Regions from separate parts of the Mus musculus genome. Here region 1 is linked to region 2. Evidence: chromatin loops called from intact Hi-C (ENCODE). Cell type or tissue: gastrocnemius. All regions are shown on one strand.

The links. Hi-C counts contacts between places; a loop is a spot of excess contacts. Peaks named below come from ENCODE experiments on the same cell type or tissue, not always from the same donor. Only the 100,000 strongest peaks of a DNase experiment are listed, where the experiment ranks them.
Region 1: it touches region 2 in a loop (5-fold over the local background); 15 of 42 quality-filtered maps call a loop at or near these places.

The regions. Positions count from the first base shown.
Region 1 is chr14:34,818,132-34,820,631 of GRCm38, reverse strand. Grid1 (glutamate receptor, ionotropic, delta 1) reads right to left here and starts at 496. Exons shown (of 16, transcript NM_008166.2): 1 at 326-496. The coding sequence starts at 404. In gastrocnemius, no CTCF peak of the experiment used is centred here; DNase peaks (open chromatin) are centred at 317, 929 and 1,248; H3K4me3 peaks cover 1,469 bases.
Region 2 is chr14:35,106,062-35,108,561 of GRCm38, reverse strand. The region is part of intron 4 of Grid1 (glutamate receptor, ionotropic, delta 1); the gene reads right to left. Among named protein-coding and RNA genes, the nearest start is that of Gm41133, 26 kb to the left of the region's middle. In gastrocnemius, no CTCF peak of the experiment used is centred here; no DNase peak of the experiment used is centred here.

The DNA of each region.
Region 1 (2,500 bases), 290 kb after region 2:
ACGAGGGGTCCAGCCCGCGGACAGCCCCGCCAGGGGCACGCATCTCGACAAGGGTCTATCCCAGGTTCCCCGCAGCCGCGGCCCTAAGTGTCGGCAGAGGCCGCGGGGCCCCGCGCACTGACAGGAGCCCCGGGGAGTAGCGAGGTGCCCGCAGGAGCGCCGAGCGGCCAGAGCACAGCTCCTCCGCGGGGCGGCGCGGGCCTTCGGGGGAACACCGACTGCCGAGCCCCTCGGCCCGGGGAGCCGCTAAGTTTGGACTCCGCGCATCATCGGCTCTATTAGGTGGCCCCCGCCCAGCCTCGGTCCGTCTGCTCTCCCAGCTCACCGATGTGGATGATGGAGTCGGCCCGCACCGTAACGCACTGGCATATCCAGGGAAGAAGCCACAGCGTCAACGCTTCCATGTCCCCCCGGCGCGCGGCTCATCCGCCCGGGCCCGGGGCGAGGCCGAGGGCAGCGCGGAGCGGGGAGGCGCCGGTCCCGGTGCAGTCCCGGGCCGCTCCCCGGGAGAGCCGAGCCCGCCCGTGCGTCTTCCCCCGCGCTCCCGCCCCTGCGCCCTGCGCCCGCCCCAACCCAGCCCAGCCCAGCCCAGCGCTCTCGGGCTCCCGCGCCGGCTCTGGTTGCGGTTGCGGCGGCGCTCGCAGCCCGAGCCCAGGCCGGCGCGGCGGGGGCGGCCCGCGGCTGTGGCGGCGGCGCTTCCAGCGGCTCGAGCGGCTCTGGGGGCGGCAGAGGCAGAGGCGGCGGCGGCCCGGCCCGCGCGGCGGCTCCGGGCTGGCTATGTGTCTGAGCCCAGGCGAGGAGCGAACTGCGGAGGACGCCCCCTCCCCTCCCCCTCCCCCTCGGCGGCGCTCCCCCTCCCCTCCCGCCCGCCTCCCTCCCCTCCGCCCTCCTCTCCACCACGTGACTGCGGAGCCTTAGCCTAGCCGCGCGCCGCTCGCCCGCTCGGAGGGGGCGCCCGGTGCTCCGCGCTCCCGGCCGGGGGATGCTACGAGGACGGCACCACGGTGGGGACTTGGTCTGTCTGCGGCGAGCCTAGGCTTGGCCGTGTGGGCCCGGCCTCTGGGTTCGCTGGAGAAACGGAGTAGGCACAGCCATCGACTACCCTCGGGGAGGGGGAACTCGGAACTCGCTGGCGCTGGGGGACTTCAGCCGAGATTTTGCAGTCCTGTCCCTGACCAGAACGGATCAGGGGGTCTCGGAACCCGACCCCCGACTCATGCAGCCTGCAAAGAGACTACAGACCGGGGCACCGAGCCAGGAGGCATCGGGATGCTTAGCGGGCGGGCGGCGGGCTCGAACCCTGGCTGTCCGGGTAGATTTCGGCGGGCGTCCATCCCCCGCCCCCGGGGCGGTGCACTGAGCCCGGAGTCGGGCAGGAGGCTCAGACTCTGAAGCCCAATTCATGGCCGGAAACCGGCGCAGCCGTGACCGCGGCGCCTGGACGTGAGGAGCCTTCCAAGCGGCCGGCGCTCTCAGACAGCGACCTGTACGAAGCCTTCTAGAGCGAGCCCGGGAGGAAAGCTCGCTCCCAGCCGCGGAAGCAGAGCGGGGCTCCCGCCGCCTCCGGGTTCCCTGACTCTGGCTGACCACCCCCGTGAAGCTGCTGAGAGATGGGGGGGGGGGGGCGAGGTCGCAATCCGGTCTCAATTCTCTCACCCAGGTCCTAGTTGGACGAGGCTCCACTTAACACACCTAAGATTTCAGGGAAACAGTTGAGCCCTCCAGGATTCTGATTCCTTCGGAAACCGGGTCCAGCTGAGTCTGGCAGAACTGGGCGCCAGGATGAGCACTGGGTTCAAAGAACCAAGATAGGCTCAGCTTTGCCTAGAGCTCCCAGCACCGTAGGAAAGGTAGACGGCCATACAGGTCATTAAAAAATGTGGAGAGGACAGTTGAGGAGCTTTGGGCCTGGGCTCTGGCCCAGCCTAAGGGAGAAAGGCAGCTATGGATTCTGAAAGAAGAAGATAGTTTCCAAAGGCTACTTAGGGAGGAGAAGCTTGCAGGCATTTGGTGCTGCTAGTGAGCCAAAACAGGAAGAGAAGAAAGAACTGTGTGGGGAACGTGCATTTGTGTGTGTGTGAAGCTGCCAGCCACTGAGTTGTCACTGGCAAATTCAGCTTTTAAAGGGTTGGCGAGGAGTCTGTGCAGAGAGGCCAGAAGGGTCCTGGAAGCTGTTGTTAGGCAGTGTCTCAGCTGACCAGAGGGGTAATGGGGCTATGCGACATCAAAGAGCACTGTTCTATGATGAGGGGACATGGTGAGCGCGGAAGAGAGAAAAAGCCTCCCTCCCGTGGGTGGGAGGGAGGCTGGGCTGCAGGACTAAGTGCGGCCCTACACAACTTACCTTTTCAAGAAAGGTACCACCACAGGACCCTGCGGTAGGAGGGGGGAAGTGCCTATCCAGCTGATCCAAAATCCCCGCCTCTCCAGTTTTTCAGCCCTGCGAAGTTGCAGCATTCCCTAGCTGAAAAGTTGTAGGGAAGTGGGAACTAAAGTCTCA
Region 2 (2,500 bases):
ATCCCTACTTCACAGATCTCTGGGAAATTAACAGAAAAGCAGGCAGAGTGCAGGAACATACGGCCAACAGAAAATGAAACACAACTAACTCCTTGATCATCTGCAACGGCGCTTCGTGTCACTCAGAAGACAGACTCAAATTGAATCTATGCTTCCCTGCTATTTTCATGCATTTGATTGGCAAAAGTCCTTAAGTTGGATAATAGATTCTGTTGACAAAGCTATGGAAAAACAGTCACATTTACACACAGTAGGTTGGAGTAAAGCTAGCACAGCCATTTTGGAAAGGAATTTTGCAGCATCTATCAAAGTTACCAATGCAAAAATCCCTCTACTCTGCAATTCCATTTTTAGAAATTCATCCTATGGATATACTTTGAAAACTGCAAGCTAACTGACCTAATTGCAAGGTTATTCTCTGCACCTCATTTTTTTAAAGCAAAATACTGGATGGAATCTAAATGTTGCCATGAGAGAGCCGGTTTAAAAGATTATGGCACAACTATGCAATCAAATAATCTGTAGCTGATGAAAAGGCTGGACAAATGCTTCACACACTAATCTAGAGAGATCTGTAAGCATGTTTCAGAGTGAAAAGGCAAAATGCAGAGTGAGTAGATATGCTGTTGGTTTCAATAACTTCACATACACCTACACCTACCTGGGAAGGGCCCCAGTTGAAGAATTGCCTCCACCAGATTGTAGTGTGCATGTCTGTGAGCCATTTTCTTGATTAATGATTGATGTGGGAGGGCCTAGCCTACTGTGGGTGGTGCCACCTCTGGGCAGGTGATCCTAGGTTACATAAAAAAGCAGGCTGAGGACGCCATGGAAAGCAAGCCATGGAGCAGCTTTGCTCAATGGCTCCCATTTCTGCTCTTGCTGGAGTTCCTGCCCTGACTTCCCTCCGTGACAGATTATATGATCAGACATGTAAGCCAAGCAAACTCTTTCCACCCCACGTTGATTTTGGTTATAGGATTTTATCACAGTAGTAGCTACCTAGGTCAGTGGGATGTGTAGCATGCCCTCATTAGCATTAAAAGGTCAAAGAACATACATTTACTTATTTTTTAAAAAAATCTAGGCATTCCAAAATGAATACTTTGGAAGATGCAAAACAGATTAGTGCTTGGAGACTGTCTATACATTTTAGCCTGCTAATTTTTAACATATTAACTCATGATTATAAATTAAATGAATATGCTAAAGACAAAAATAAATATCAATGTAACAAACCCTAGAGATTACAAAACCTAGAGAAAACTATAGAACTCCATGGAATGTAGAGGCTGTAGAGAACATGGAAGGAAGGACAGTTGTAGATGGGAGGGTAAGACTCTTTGGAGCTAAAACAAAGAACAGTGGCAGATGACAGAGACTGTGAAGGAATAAAGTCTATAAGTCGGTCCCATAATGTGTTTGAACTATTTATATAAATTATATAAAACTCCCATGTGCATATATACATCTATTCCATAATTCAAAGCATTTTAATAGGCAATGAATGCCCTTCGTACTAGAAATCTCTTGTAAGGAAATCATTACAAATATATCCAAAGACTGAGTGGCACAGATGAACCCCAACACAAATGTTCAAAACTAAATGAGTAATTAAATAAACCATGGCCTTCCATATAATGCAATGCCAAGCAGGCATCTAATTAATGCTGTAAAATATTTAATGATATCAAAAGATGTTTGCTCTCAGCTGTAGAGATACACACTAACATATTCACTGCAGCTATCTCTAGGAGGGATGTCGTCAACAACTTTTATTCTTTTTACATATTCACACTTTCTCATTTTTCTAGTGAATATGTATTGCCCATGTAATAATAAGTAGGGCTTATAACAAAGAAAAAATGGAAAAGCAAAGACTCAGGTTAGTTGACTGGAGTCTGGGAGAGCTGCCTGACTGGACAACTTGTCTAAATTCTCTACTTTAATAAGTTCCAAACCACGATGGGGAATCCAGGAGACCTTCCTCGAAGAATGCTGAGAGCAAGAGGCATGGGGAAGAGCTAAAGTCAGAAGCGCAGAAGTTCTGTTCCACGCCCTCCTACCCCTGTAAGTACACACACATGTGCATGGGAGCACACACACACATACATAAACGCAGGCAGGAAGGCAGTGGTAGACAAAGACAAAGATGTCCCAGTAACAGCCAAAGTACCTCTACTTTGCTGTTTTGTACAAGCGGACCTCCTGGCTAGGATCTAACTTTAATAAAGAGTGCATGGACCACAAAGAAATCCATGAGACAACTGCACCCTGTCTTTAGGCCTAGTCTAGACTCGAGGACCTCACGGGGTGCTCATTACCACTACAGCTGCTTTCTTAGACTACAGGAAATGAGCATGAAAGGTCATTACCTAGAGCAGATAGGAGAACGTCACTGGGTAACCAAAGGTATGACACAGCAGAACTGATAAGGAGACTGGAAGAATGGAGGTTTAGGTCTGGGGTACCTGGCAGGCAGGGACCCAAATGGGTACCC